Regions from separate parts of the Homo sapiens genome. Here regions 2 and 3 are each linked to region 1. The links are chromatin loops, found by intact Hi-C in ENCODE. Cell type or tissue: PC-9. All regions are shown on one strand. Region 1 overlaps PTCSC2 (papillary thyroid carcinoma susceptibility candidate 2). Region 2 holds the start of FOXE1 (forkhead box E1). Region 3 overlaps TBC1D2 (TBC1 domain family member 2).

What was found. Hi-C counts contacts between places; a loop is a spot of excess contacts. Peaks named below come from ENCODE experiments on the same cell type or tissue, not always from the same donor. Only the 100,000 strongest peaks of a DNase experiment are listed, where the experiment ranks them.
Region 2: a loop joins it to region 1, with 10 times the contacts of the local background. A loop is called at or near these places in 8 of 110 quality-filtered maps.
Region 3: it touches region 1 in a loop (4-fold over the local background); 35 of 110 quality-filtered maps call a loop at or near these places.

What each region holds. Positions count from the first base shown.
Region 1 is chr9:97,708,609-97,713,608 of GRCh38, forward strand. PTCSC2 (papillary thyroid carcinoma susceptibility candidate 2) reads right to left here. Exons shown (of 11, transcript NR_147055.1): 10 at 312-403. Among named protein-coding and RNA genes, the nearest start is that of XPA, 14 kb to the left of the region's middle. In PC-9, CTCF peaks have their summits at 2,178 (motif pointing right) and 2,379; a DNase peak (open chromatin) is centred at 2,223; H3K27ac peaks cover 731 bases.
Region 2 is chr9:97,850,162-97,855,161 of GRCh38, forward strand. It overlaps FOXE1 (forkhead box E1), which reads left to right and starts at 3,065. Exons shown (of 1, transcript NM_004473.4): 1 at 3,065-5,000. The coding sequence starts at 3,754. The coding sequence ends at 4,875. PTCSC2 (papillary thyroid carcinoma susceptibility candidate 2) reads right to left here and starts at 2,919. Exons shown (of 11, transcript NR_147055.1): 1 at 2,755-2,919. RefSeq lists an enhancer at 1,532-2,033. In PC-9, no CTCF peak of the experiment used is centred here; DNase peaks (open chromatin) are centred at 2,030 and 2,800; H3K4me3 peaks cover 3,769 bases; H3K27ac peaks cover 2,690 bases.
Region 3 is chr9:98,247,703-98,252,702 of GRCh38, forward strand. TBC1D2 (TBC1 domain family member 2) reads right to left here. Exons shown (of 13, transcript NM_001267571.2): 2 at 4,083-4,224. Among named protein-coding and RNA genes, the nearest start is that of TBC1D2, 5.4 kb to the right of the region's middle. RefSeq lists enhancers at 127-1,044, 1,045-1,961. In PC-9, no CTCF peak of the experiment used is centred here; DNase peaks (open chromatin) are centred at 1,319, 2,219, 3,089 and 4,029; H3K4me3 peaks cover 667 bases; H3K27ac peaks cover 4,809 bases.

The DNA of each region.
Region 1 (5,000 bases):
CAGTGTGACATGGCTTCTGAAAAGAGATGGTGTGACCTGAGGTGACAAGAACAAAAGCAGGGCCTGAACTGAGGGAGGTGTTTGTCCCGCTGTTTGGGGCTGCTTAAACCACATCTGGAGCTTGTGTTCAGATCTAGACACCACCAGGGAATCAGAGAGCCATCTATGTGGCCAGGACGGGGAGGGAAGAGTTAAGAAACCCTATCACAGGAAGAAAGTGCAGATTCATGACCAGGCACTGCATCTCCAAAGGGCTCCTCTAGGGCAGAGGGCATAGATATGGTCTGCCAGGACTTTATGCTCTCACTTACCTGGACATTCACAGTGGTCTGCCTGGGCAGGATTTCTTCTCCCTTCAGACCATGAGACCCAGGACTGCTCCACGTCCCCCATCTCTCAGAAGCTAAAGACGGAAGCAGCAACAGGGTGAGAATCTGACCTGAGGTCCACACTGCAGAGATAAGAAGGTGCCAAAGACTCTACTGGCTAGCAAACTCAGGATGCTGTGGAGTCCAAGCTGGTAATAAAAGCAAGTCAGGTGTTTGCCTTTAAAATGTATAGAAATGTCTTTATTTACACAAACAAATACATTGTACTCAATTTTTCTTTTTCCTCCTGTTAAAATTTCTCTTTTCCTTTGAAAAAAACTTCAGGCCAGGCACGGTGACTCATGCCTGTAATTCCAGCATTTTGGGACGCTGAGGTGGTAGGATCCCTTGAGCCCAGGAGTTCAAGACCAGCCTGGGCAACACAGGGAGACCCTGCCTCTGGAAAAAAATAGTGTAAAAATTAGCCAGGTGTGGTGGTGTGTGCCTGTAGTCCCAGCTACTCTTATTTGTTTTTACAATAAGAAAAACAACAGCACATGTGTGAGGCGAAGTAACCTCTGCTGGTCATCCTCAGTGCTGGGGGACAACGCAGAGGGGAGGGGCAGCAGTGACCGGCTGCAGCAGGCCCAGTGAGGCCGTCTCCCACTTTGTTAAAGAGGAGTTAGAAATCTGGATTTTAATGTGAAATCTTCCAGTTTCTAAATGTTTACACCAATGTTTAAAAACACACACAGGCGGCCAGGTGCGGTGGCTCACGCCTGTAATCCCAGCACTTTGGGAGGCCAAGGCAGGCAGATCACGAGGTCAGGAGTTGGAGACCATCCTGGCCAGCATGGTGAAACCTCATCTCTACTAAAAATACAAAAATTAGCTGCTGTGGTGGCACGCACCTGTAATCCCAACTACTTGGGAGGCTGAGGCAGGAGAATCGCTTGAACCAGGGAAGCGGAGGTTGCAGTGAGCCGAGATTGCGCCACTGCACTCGAGCCTGGCAACAGAGTGAGCCTCCGTCTCAAAAAAACAAAACAAAACACACATAGGCTCTAAATCCCCTTTCAACAACTCCACTGAAGTCTTCTCAACTTGCTTACATATCCCTGGGATGTGGAGTTCACCCCCACGGTAGAAGCCTTCTCTATCTGTGGACTGCTCTGATCCATAGAAATGGATTCCTCAAATTAAATTGGGATCAATCTCTTTATAGTACAACTGCAAAACCACCCCTGACCTGCACAGCCTCTGCCATTAGTCCTCACGCCAGTGTCTAGACCACTCCATTCATTCATTCATTCACTCACACATTTACTCCTAGGGCTCGGTTGCACAGCATCATTGAATCAAGTGGATTAAATGTGTTTTCTGCATCTCTGAGTCCCTTGGAACCTCCTAACCACATACGCCTGGGTACAGAGAAAGGCCCAGAGACACCCTAGGTCCCCTCCTAGCGCCCCTTCTGGAGGAAGGCTACCACAGGGAAGAAGTTTCCTTGGGCACTTTGTATGTCACTTTCCTTCTGGGAAGCAGCCTGGCACGGTGAACAGCAAGCATGGGGTTTACTGGACTTGTGGCCCTGAGCAAGCCACTGATGTCCCAGCCTAGGCCTGCCCACATGTTCAGTAGAAGTGCTGACACAGAGGAGCGGAAGAAACAGGGCTGGGTTTGAATCCAGGCTCAATCAACTTGAGCGGATTATTTAATATGTATGAGCCTCAATTTCATCCTCTATAAAGTTGGGATAAAACTGCCTACTCTCCAGGCCTGTTCTTTGCATTCAAAATTAGAAATAAATTTGCACGTTGAATGTCCTGCTCAGCAGATGCCCAGGAAGAGGGGCAGTGATTGTCATTGTTACTGATAGCCAGTAGAGGGCACCAAACCATTCTTTAATGAAAGCGGCCTCGGTTGTCCTGGCCACAAATGCAAGAAAGCCTTTACACCCCAGGCTGCAGGAGGTTCCCTAAGTATGTAGGTTATTCATACACACGCTCCTTTTTTATTGGAAAGTTAGAAATTGCACTACATTGTACCTTGGGGGTGAAGGTGACATTAACAAAAGCAGTTTGGAGTAGTGGAAAGGATACTCCAAAGGGGAAGGCTTGCAGGATGTGGGTTCTTGCCCTTGCCCTAGCCCTTGTGCTGTGTGACCCAGACACAGCCTGTGTCTGGACCCCCTCTTGTAGCCTGAGAGGGTCGGACCAGGAGATCTCTAAGGGACACTCCAGCTGTCTATGATTAAGATTCTGGGACAAATAAATGTCATGAGGCAGCAGGTGGGGGGACTGGGTGGGGGGACATGGAGTAAATGACCTCTGGATGCCCTCACTGGGGCTGGGACTTGATGATTTGTACACAGTCAAGGGAAGCCACATACAGGCTAATCTTGGCCTCACAAAGGAGTGTGGTTAGAGTTGTTGGGTGGTGGCGATGTTTTCCTGCAAGCGCACACGATGTTTATCGTCTTCGTACAGGTTGATGCTGAAGCCACGAAGACCACCCAGCCTGACAAAGAAAGGAATTCTTGTCTGCGGTTGACAGCCCTCAGGTTGACGGCTTTCCATTTGCCCCCCGAGGCTGTCACTCGCAGAACAATGGCAACAAGCAGGGTGGCTCTCACCTGAGACTGGCGCTGCCGCCAGAGGAGGGGGCAGGCCAGAATGGAATGGGGAGGTGTTGTTTCTCCTCCCAGGATAGGAAGGTTATAGGATCACTCCTGCCTACAGCGGACATGCTTGGAGAGTCTGTGGAGGATTATTTTCGTGTGGATGGTGTCTCATCCCATAGATCAGAAAGCGGGAAGTAGTTAAGATGTTACTCTTCATTTAAAAAAATTATAATGAACTACGGATACACATAAAAACATAAATAAATCTCAAAAGCATTATATTGAGCAAAATAGGCCATATATAAAAAGAGTACGAACTGTACAATTTCTATTTCTTCAAAGGACGCAAAACTAAGCTACAGTGATAGAAACTGGGTCAATGGTTGCCTCCTTAGGCAAGGGGAGGGTTGACTACAAAGGCTGAGAAGGAACTTTCTAGGGGATGAAAACATTCTAGGTTTCGACTGAGCGATGACATGGATATATACACATTTGTAACTCATTGAACAATGCACTTAAAAATCAGTGTATTTTACCGTTTGCAAATTATACCTCAGTAACACTGATAAAAACTGCACTACAAAAAAAGTTATAATGACTTTTCTCATTCTCAAAAGAAATACATGTTCGTACTAGAAGACTGAAAAAATCAGATTTAAAAAAAAAAAAATTAGCCAGGCACGATGGCTCATGCCTGTGATCCCAGCACTTTGGGAGGCTGTGGGGGTAGAATTTCCTGAGTCTTGGAGTTTGAGACCAGCCTGGGCAACATGGCGAGACCCCCAACCCATCTCTACAAAAAATTTAAAAATCAGTCAGGTGCAGTGGTGTACACCTGTAGTCCCAGCTACTCATGAGGTTAAGGTGGGAAGATTGCTTGAGCCCAGGAGTTCCAGGCTGCAGTGAGCTGTGATCACACCACTGCACTCCAGCCTGGGTGACAGAGCTAGACCCTGTCTTAAAAATAAACAAATAAATAAAAATAAAATAAAATAATCCATAATTCCATTACCCAGAGGTAAACATAGTTATCATTTTATATTGATAGTGCCAGTCCTTTATTTTCAGAAAAATGAGATTATACAGTTTTATAGTCTGATTTATTTATGCATTGAATTGGCAATACATATACACAGTTAAATCTTCAGAAGGTACAAAACAGCATAAAGCAAACTTGTCCATCCCACAGCCATGGGCCACATATGGCCCAGGATAGCTTTGAATGCGGCCCAGCACATATTCGTAAACTTTCTTTAAACATTATGAAAATTTTTTGCAATTTTTTAAAGCTCATCAGCTATCATTAGTGTTAATGTATTTTATGTGTGGCCCAAGACGATTCTTATTCTTCCAGTGTGGCCCAGGGAAGCCAAAAGATTGGACACCCTTGACATGAAGTAAAAAATAAATCTCTCTCCCATTCTCACTCTCCAGAAGCAACCACTTCTATCAATTGCTCATATATCCTCCTAAAGATATGTCATGTACTGAAAAGCACATATGTATGATGATCTTGAAGGGAATAAGTGAAAGCACACTATACACAAACCTGTATTTTTTAATATAACATGACAACACAAATATCTTTCAATGTCATGAAAATGTTTCTATGTCATTTTTAAGCAGACTTTTGATTAAAGTAGAACATAAAAGCAGAAACATGCAAAAAATCATAGGGGTAAATCTCACAGAAACATGCAAACAATCATAGGTATAAATCTTCGCATATTGACTCTGCTTTTATATTCACCACCAAGATAAAATACGAGACCATTACCTGCATCCCCCAAAATCTTTTGGACCCTCTCCAAGTTACTGTCACCTCTTACCCCAAAAGCAACATAATTCTGACTTCTGATTTCTAAAAATGGTCTTGTCTGGCTTTTGAACTATATGGTAGATTATACAGTATTTATTTTTGTCTATATTTTTTCACTCAACAGTATATGAATGAGATTCATGTTGTTGCATATAGCTATAGTTCATTCACTCATTGACATATATAGTATTCTTTTGTATAAATATATCACAATTTACTTATCCATTCTACTGTTGATGGACATGGGGGT
Region 2 (5,000 bases), 140 kb after region 1:
GGAATACTTGAAGGGCTGAAGATCAGTGGGAAGCAGAAATCACTGGCCTGCCCACATCAACACCAACCCACCCCTGCTGGATTGGGAGAATGATTTCCAAGGGTCTGGAACCTGCCCTTCCTAACTTCCAGATGATTCATAAACGTTAAGGAGCACTGTGGCAGAGAAGAGGGGAGGACTTGGCCATGACCATGTTCCTTCTCAAGAAACTGAGAAGGAAGCAATGGGAAGAGATAGGAAATGCCCCGAGGAGATTTTTGTGTATGGTTTTGATCCAAACGGGTAAACTTGTGACCTGTGTACTCACCAAATCATTTAATGTGAACTCACTGTGGACTCACAGAATCTTCAAATGCATTATTCAAAGAGAACATTTATGAAATAGAAATTTAGGGGTCCTTGGTTTGCGAAAATCTTAGAATCATGATCTTGGAAATTCTAATCTCATGATGCTAGGTATTTGGTCTCGGCCACAGGAGTAGCTTGATATTAACAAAGTTTGAGAAAACCATCAGAATTCTAGAAGAATGAGGTCACAGACACAAGACACTGAAGAACAGAAAATCCTGAGACAAGAAGGCTTTTAGCCATAGTCGTTGCAGCTTAAAAGTAGAGGATCATAAAGTCATGGGACTAATCATTACAGCATATAATCACAAACATTAGAAGAATTATTGGAATCAGATTATTTGAACTACAGAATAGCAGATCCAGCACTAACATTTTAGAATTAAGGAAGGAGAGAACTGCGGATTTACAGGATTCAAATTCTTCCAATCAGACATTCCTAAACAGGAATTCAAATTAAATAATATATAACTTAGAGTGGAAAAAATAAAAAACTGGAGAAGTGGCAGCTTCAAGAGTGGCATCATATTTTCAGGCACAAAATCTTAGGTCCCCGTTTTTTGTTTGTTTTGTTTTGCTTTTAAGAGACCGGGTCTCCCTTTGCTGCACAGGCTGGAGTGCTGTGGCTACTCACAGGCACAATGATTGTGCACTACAGCCTGGAACTCCTGGGCTCAAGCGATCTTCCTGCCTTAACCTCCAGTAGCTGGGACTACAGGCTCCCGCCACCGTGCCTGGTTTAGTCCCAGTATCTTAATACATAGGTTTTTAGACTTTGACTAGAAGCTTAAGTCAAAGGAATATAAGCATAGTCAAAGTTAGACTCCCAGTCTTGGAATCTTAGAATTACAGGGTCGCAGGATCGCAGGATCGCATTCTTTAGATTTATGGAATCACGTTAGGACAACGGTCGTCCAGAATTTAAAATCTAGATATCTGAATCTCAGAATCTTGAAAGTTACTGAGAGCCACGAAATCCCGTATTAAAAGGTGCCTATAATATAATCCAGTTAAAAATTTTAAAATTTGAAGTTTTTCCTCCTTTGTAAAAACGAAACAGGACGAAATCTGGGTTTTTTGCTTCTCCATTACTTGGGAAGAAGGAAACCAGGAGTTTTGTTTAGCGAGTGTAAAGCCCCTCTCCCTTCGTTCGACCAACCCTCTGCCGCAGAAGGTTGTCAAGCAAACGCTTTGAGCGTTTCCACACACCGGGTCGACGGAGCAAGGATCTGGGCTTTGCCTCGCTCTTCCGAAGGCAGCTGCCCAACGCTTGGCCGGGCTTAGCCTGCCCTCAGCTCACCGCCACGAAGAACGCGACTAAAACCCTGGAAGGCATGCCACCCGTTACTGGCCAGAACTCTCGTCTTGGGATCTCCCACACTCACCTGGCACCACCATCCGCGCGGCTCTGCACCCACAGCCCCGGCCCGCCCCCCCCCCCCACCCCGGAAAGCTGCGTCCGGGCTGGAGCCACTGGAACCCGCGCCAAGGCCCGGAATCCTATACGTAGCAGGGGCCTCGGAGATCAGCACACGCCCTCCAGCTGCTATTTAACAGAGTAGAACACTGAGGCCCTGCGAGGGGACAAGGACAGGCCCTGGATCTCCCAGTGAATGGCCAGGGAACGAACCCGGGCCAGAGGGGCCGCGCCGCGAGGATCTCAGGTTAGGACCAAGTTCCGGCTCAGGGACAGCAGGAAAGGAACTCAGAAATTGGACACCCATGAAGCAAACGTGTCCCGACTGCCCGCCCCTTCCCCCGGAGACGCGCCCACCCGGCCACCGCTCTCTTCCCACTCCCCCATTACCCGCAGCCCTCACTCCCCGCTGCGGGAAGGGGCTGCTTGGCTGCCTCTGGGGGTCTTCAGAGCTACCCTGGTCCCGGGGGATTGGAGGAGGAGGTTACCTATCCTGCGTCGTCTTTAATCCGTGCACCACTATCCATCAAATAGAGACAGATCCTGGGCCTCTCAAAGACGGATGATTGGGGGTGGTGATTGGCCTATCCCTAAATATCTACCACGCAAGGACTCTTGAGAGATCCAGACCCCGGTACAGTCGAGGGACCTGGGGCCCAAAAAGGGAAAGCGGCTACCTCTACCACACAGTTGGGAAGCGCAGTCCTAAAGGAGACGCAGGTTGGAGACTCCGCTAAGCGGAGAAGCCGCAGTGGGGCCATGGCAAGTCACCTTCCCTTTCGGGCCTAGGAATACTCATTCGAAAGATGGGGGGACTGGAGTGCCGAGTGGCTGTGGCAGCCACGATTGGGGTTTGGAAACCATCCTGAAAGGCCCGGGGAGCCAGTCTCCTGGAACTTCTCCCTCCCCATTCCCACAAAAACCAAGCGCCCTCTCGGCCAATTCTCACCCTCTCAGGACAAAAAAGTGAGATGAGCCCGTCCTTTCACCTGCGAGTCCAAGCCCTTGGCAGAGGCCTGAAAAGTCCGAAAACTCCGAGTTCGGGCGCTGAGGTCTCCCGAGCCGGTTCCTGAACTCTCCGGGCCTCAGTCGATCGGGGTGCGGAGGGGGCCGACCCGGGGGATCTCCAAGCGCCCTCCCCGCCCTGACGCTGTGGGGCTCCTACCGCGCCGCCACAGCTGCTCCTACCTGGGGAGGTGCGCCCGGGCCCCGGGGGGCGGGCAGTCGGGGGGCGGGCAGGGAACCGGTGCCGCCCCACGCTTCGTGGCCCCTTTAAGGAGGGGAAGCCGGCGGAGGGAGGAGCCGGTCCGGTGTGTGCAGGGGAGCGCCTCGCCAGCGGTCCGCAGGGCTGGAGACCCACGCCGTGGAGAGGACCAGCCTCAGGTCGCCCCGCCTGGGCCCGCGCCCCGACCTCGCTGCCCCCGCCTCGCCTCTCTGCCCGTGGCGCTTACGGCCACCTTGGCCTCGGGGGCAGGGCATGGGCGGCCCCCGCCAGATCGCCCAGCGCCAGTACTAACTGCCCTCGCTCTGGCCTTCGAGCCCGAAGCCTCTTCTGCGCGCACAACCTAGGCAGTAATCCTAAACTAGCGGGCACCACAGACCAGCTGCAGCCACCCCAACCCAGGGATCACTTCCGGACCCCTCGACCGCCCGGCACCAGCGCGCAAGGGACCCTTCAGCCGGAGACCAGAGTCCAGTCCCGGTCACGAGGCCACCGCCGCTGCCCGCCTCGAGAAGCACCACGCGGGCTGAGCCGTCGGCTAGCGGGTCACTCCCGAGCCTCTGTCTGCACCGCGCCAGCCCCAGACCACGGACGCTGAGCCTCCAGCGCGTGCCAGCCTGGGCCGCTGGGCTCTCGGGGCCAGCCCGCGACGATCCCCTGAGCTCTCCGCAGAAGGGCCGAGCGTCCGTTCCGGGGACGCCAGGCCCGCCCCCGCCCCCCGACAGCCGCGGGGATCCAGAGCCCGGGGGTGCGGGACGCCCGCGCCATGACTGCCGAGAGCGGGCCGCCGCCGCCGCAGCCGGAGGTGCTGGCTACCGTGAAGGAAGAGCGCGGCGAGACGGCAGCAGGGGCCGGGGTCCCAGGGGAGGCCACGGGCCGCGGGGCGGGCGGGCGGCGCCGCAAGCGCCCCCTGCAGCGCGGGAAGCCGCCCTACAGCTACATCGCGCTCATCGCCATGGCCATCGCGCACGCGCCCGAGCGCCGCCTCACGCTGGGCGGCATCTACAAGTTCATCACCGAGCGCTTCCCCTTCTACCGCGACAACCCCAAAAAGTGGCAGAACAGCATCCGCCACAACCTCACACTCAACGACTGCTTCCTCAAGATCCCGCGCGAGGCCGGCCGCCCGGGTAAGGGCAACTACTGGGCGCTTGACCCCAACGCGGAGGACATGTTCGAGAGCGGCAGCTTCCTGCGCCGCCGCAAGCGCTTCAAGCGCTCGGACCTCTCCACCTACCCGGCTTACATGCACGACGCGGCGGCTGCCGCAGCCGCCGCCGCCGCCGCCGCCGCCGCCGCCGCCATCTTCCCAGGCGCGGTGCCCGCCGCGCGCCCCCCCTACCCGGGCGCCGTCTATGCAGGCTACGCGCCGCCGTCGCTGGCCGCGCCGCCTCCAGTCTACTACCCCGCGGCGTCGCCCGGCCCTTGCCGCGTCTTCGGCCTGGTTCCTGAGCGGCCGCTCAGCCCAGAGCTGGGGCCCGCACCGTCGGGGCCCGGCGGCTCTTGCGCCTTTGCCTCCGCCGGCGCCCCCGCTACCACCACCGGCTACCAGCCCGCAGGCTGCACCGGGGCCCGGCCGGCCAACCCCTCCGCCTATGCGGCTGCCTACGCGGGCCCCGACGGCGCGTACCCGCAGGGCGCCGGCAGTGCGATCTTTGCCGCTGCTGGCCGCCTGGCGGGACCCGCTTCGCCCCCAGCGGGCGGCAGCAGTGGCGGCGTGGAGACCACGGTGGACTTCTACGGGCGCACGTCGCCCGGCCAGTTCGGAGCGCTGGGAGCCTGCTACAACCCTGGCGGGCAGCTCGGAGGGGCCAGTGCAGGCGCCTACCATGCTCGCCATGCTGCCGCTTATCCCGGTGGGATAGATCGGTTCGTGTCCGCCATGTGAGCCAGCGTAGGGACGAAAACTCATAGACACATCGGCTGTTCACACGTTCCCCGCAATCTGAGAACGAACAGGAATGGAGAGAGGACTCAACTGGGACCCACGTGGAAAAGACCGAGCAGGCCACA
Region 3 (5,000 bases), 540 kb after region 1:
TGGGTGACAGAGCGAGACTCCGTCTCAAAAAAAAAAAAAAAAAAAAAAGCCATAAAGCCCCATATTGTGGACTCACATCTTTCAAAGTAACCTTTAAGCCAGACTCTGAACTGATTCGAAAAAAATAAAATTTTTTTATTTATCAATATTTTAACCATCTTATTCTCCTTCATTCAAAGCAAACCAAAAAAACTTAACAGTTTCTCTAAGATTTTGATATCTTAGCAGTACTTCCCTAACTGCTAATATCTGTTTTCTTGTAAGTGCCACCTGTGGGCCTAGATCAACTCTGAGACTACACAGAGCCAAGTCCTGGGGGTTGTCATCACTGGTAGGTTTTACCAATGAGGAAATAGCCACTCAGAGAGGTTGAGTTTTGTGGCCAAAGTCAAAGCTAGCAGGTGACACCGTTATAGACTCAAACACGTCCCTACTTTTGCTTTTCCCATTAAACAATGTGGCTTATCAGAGCAGCCTTTCTAACAAGCAGATCATCTAAGACAGGAGGGGCTGCCCATGAAGGCACAAGCTCCCAATGCAAAGGAGTGTGCAAGGCACGGGCGGCACAGGATGGCGATGCCCCAACAGAGACCAGCACTTCCCACAGGAGGCAGAATCAATGACCTGAGGCTGCAGTCTGGGGCACCCTGGAGAAATGCCCTCCATGAGTGACCACACAGAGGATTTTCAGCAGCATTTATTTGTAATTCTCCTTTTACGTGAGCTCTGAGGGTTGCCCCACCACCAGTGGGAAGAAGGCGCTGCCTAGACAAAAAAAGGGCCTGACCCAGGAGGTCACTGCCTCCCTAGAGGGCCCTGGACGAGTGCCTGGCTGCCCCTTAGCTTTGGGAGGGCAGGTTATGAGTCTGCAGCCTAGGGTTTGAATTTCAGCACTGATGTTTTCTTACTACATGACCTAGGACAGGTCTCTTGACCTCTTTGAGCCTTAGTTTCCTGGTCTATAAAATGGAAATAGCACTAACTACTCTATAAAATTATTGTGAGGATTAAATAAGATGACGCATGTAAAGTGTTGGGGCAGCAGGCATATTTCATGACAGTACACATTTATACAGGTCCTTTGTAAACTGTAGCTTACTGTGGCAACTTGCTATTCTTATTATTATAAGTCTCGTGGGTTCCCTTTGATCTTTCTTGGCTCTGCGGAGACCGTTGTTTAGGTAAAGCATAAAATAAAGTTGTAAATCCTTAAAAGCAGGAGAGAACATGCCTTGCAGATTGCTCAAGAGCAGTGACGAGACACTTTTTACCAGAAGTCTCTGACTCAAAGTCAGACATGGGTCAGGAGGTTTTCAACGACATGGGAGCGGGCCGCTGCTTCCTCAGGAAGGGTGGAGGCGGGCGAGGTGGGGCAGCCTGCTCCACGTGGCTAATCCAGGCCTTGCTGACTTGCCCAAGACACCAGAAACATCTTTCTAGGTGGGCTGGGAAGGTTTTGCCAGGCCCTGGGTCTGGGAGGAGAGTGCAGGCTTGCTGCAAGGCGAGGAAAGGTTTCAAGAGGAGAAGCTCACGTCCCTGCTTCCTGAGTCTCAGGCAGCATCCTCCTCAGGAGACTAGAACCCAGGTCATCACAGCAACTCCACCCCTTTCTCCAATGCCCACAGCAGGGGCTGGCCTGGAAGAGGCCCGCCGTGTGTGCTGAAGCAAAGCCGCACAATTAAAGAACCTGCAACAGGTTCCCCACAGCAGAAGAGGTCTGAGGATCCCAGAGCCGTTCTTCCACAATCTGCTTCTTCAAATTTCAGTTAAGACACAGGAATTCTATTATTGCAGAGGTTTCTGCTGGCCTCTAGTCTGATGCTGATCTTTGCAGCAGCATCAACCCAGGCTGCAGTTTTCTGCAAAACCAGGGTTGTCTGGCTCCCTGGCAGATGGGGAGTGGGGGCTGGAGCAGAAGCAAAGAAACCCTTCAAAAGAAACTCCAAAGAAATTACTAATGATTATTAAGAATAAAAGGAACAGTTATTATACTAGTAACAGCACCTATATATGTTTGTGTATATACTATTATGATAGTAATAGCATGGGTGTGTTCTATGCACAGACATATAGACATAGAATAACAATATTATTAGGACAACTCCCATGTATTGAGCACTTACTATGTGCCTGAGGTTATGCTAAGGGGTTTACATTCCTTTCCTCATTTAATTATAAAGTTTAGTGTATTGACTTACACATTCATTCCACAAATATCCAATGTGCCAGGCAGGACACCAGGGAGGTGACACAGGCAACCAAAAAAAAGTCCCCACCCTTAAGGGCTAGCGGGTGGAGATGGACAAGGACGGGGGTAATTATTAATAGAACACAATGGAACAGGTCTCCCTTGAAGTGTTTGAAAAAAGTGTTGAGGGCCCAGAGAGAATCCAGCTGACAAAGTCTGAGAAGGCTTCCAGGAGGAGGCTGGCAAGAAGAGAAGGCAATGCTGGAGCTTGGCCATAGAGAATAAGCAAGAATTTGCCAGGCAAAGGAGAGAGAGCAGAGACTCTGCCGAAGCATCAAGCCCAAGGTGGGGACTGGGGGAGCAGGCAGAGGTGAGATCAGGAGGGATGAGCCCTGAGTGCAGGAGTGAGGTGGTGGGTGGCATTGGATGGCAGTGACCGGGTTCAGGGTCAGGTTTAAGAAAGCTCACTCAGGCTGCAGAGAAGGGGATGGGTTCTGGCATGGCCTCCACATGGGGATACTGGAGAGGAGGCCACTGTGACTTTGAGAGATGAGGTGTGACCTGGGCAGTGGCAGCGAGAAAGGCCTGGGTCTGATGTATGGGTCAGAGGGCAAAAATGGCCAGCACAGTGATTGACTGGACTCACTGGCTGGAATTGAGGAAGGGTGGAGGGCAACTACTAGTGGGTACAAGAGGGGAAATCTACTGAGAGGAGGGAAGGGAAATGGGGAGAAGGGTTGGGGCAGATGTACTCAGCTTTGGACATGCAAAGCACCCAGGTACAGAGGTCCAGGGGGTACTTGGTAACAAGTCCTGCCCTTGCCTATTTGGCCTCCCTGTCAACTGAACATGAAGCACTTTAGACACAGTGTGGCTTTGTACTGGGACCTGATTTTCCACATTCTTGCAGGGGCAGCTGTGAGGTGGTCCATACCGATCCTAAAACCTGCCAATCATGTTCCTGGCTGCAGCATGGGGGTGGGAGGGTGTGGTCTCCTGGACTCTTCCACGTTGGGATGATCCAGGATTTGGGATCAAGAAACTTCATTTGTGAGTCATCTGGGGGAAAAGGATCCTATCTTATGGGAACACCAGCGATAAAAATAATTGATCTGGCCAGGCATGGTGGCTCATGCCTGTAATCCCAGCACTTTGGGAGGCTGAGGCGGGTAGATCACGAGGTCAGGAGTTCAAGATCAGCCTGGCCAAGATGGTGAAACCCCATCTCTACTAAAAATACAAAAATTAGCCGGGCGTGGTGGCACGTGCCTGTAATCCCAGCTGAGGCTGCCTCGGGAGGCTGAGGCAGAGAATTGCTTAAACCCGGGAGGCGGAAGTTGCAGTGAGCCGAGATTGCACCATTGCACTCCAGCCTGGGCAACAGAGTGAGACTCCATCTCAAAAAAAAAAAAAGTCACTGATCTACCCAACTCACGACACAAATCTACAACACTGCATTTTCTTATTAACCCTCCTCACAGCAATTCTGTGAAAGTTTGATTTCTTGAGGCCTTCCATAATAGTCATCACAATAGTAGCTCACAAGTATTGGGTTCTGACCATGTGCAGGCATTGTTCTAACCATTTTAGGTATATGAATTCATTTAATCCTCAAAACATCCCTAAGAAGTAGGGATAATTTATAAACCTCATCTTATGGGGAAGGAAACAAGCTCAGAAAGGTTAAACAACTTGCCTAAAGTTATATAGGACTAGGATTTGAACCCAGGCAGCCTGGCCTCAGCCCAAATTCTTGCCCTAACTAATCCTGAGTCATATCCCTGGCTCTCTGCTTCCTTAGCAGAGGGCTCCTCCCGCTCATTCCCAGCAGGAGGGTAAAGGCTTAATCACCAGAGCCCTGGGTGTGCAGGCAGGAGGGTAGCCCATTGGGTACCTAGCTCGAGGTGCAGGACGGGCCCATTCCCAGCCAGGGCGGCATCAGGGGTGGCAGGAGGTGCCGGCGGGCTGTTGTGGAATTCCCAGCGCTTCATCTGCAGCTGCTGCAGCCAGTACAGCATCGCTTGCTTGGTGGCGGCCTGAGAAGCACAAGGATTAGTTGGCAAGGCCCTGTGCCTGAAGGGTGGCACTGGGTGCAGGAAGAGGGGAAGGTTGTGGGAGGCTTAGGAATGCTTTCTTTCCCAGGAAAAAAAAAAGGGGGTCACTGTAGGTATGTATGCTTCCTGGCCACAGAAGATCATCAGGCTCTGGTCTCCCACTCAGCGGTTCCTTAGCTGCTCTGGGCCTCAGTTTCCTCATCTGTACTCTGGTGACAATAAGTCTCATTGCATAGGACAATGATGAGGATGAAATGAGACAAGGGTATCACACAGTATCTGACACACAGTAGGTGCTCAAAATGTGCTCACTGGATAGAGGAATTTGGAGGCGCTGTGAGAGGGGGAGGTGCACTGAATTCTGATATGCGTGGGGTCCTGGTACCATCACTATCTCTGTGTGACATCTCCAAGTCTTTGCTGCCTTTTGTGGAATAGGAGTAATCCTTGCCTTGGGGATGCACTGGAATCATGGATATGAATGGAGACTGGAAAGCCACATGCACATGTGACAACATGGTGGCACCTTCCAGGTGCTCTGGCCCTCCAAACAAGTTCATGGTAAATGCTGGTCATTAGTCTCCCAGCACTGGCTGGCGGTTGGTCCAAACATCCACTTTCACATCCAATAACTCCTGGATTCTTCAGGAGGGAGGCAAGGCAGGAGTGAGCACCCCTTTCTACAGATGGAGAAACTAAACCTCTGAAGTTGCCCAGGCATGTGGTGGTAGAACTAGTCCCATAACCCTGGTCTAGAA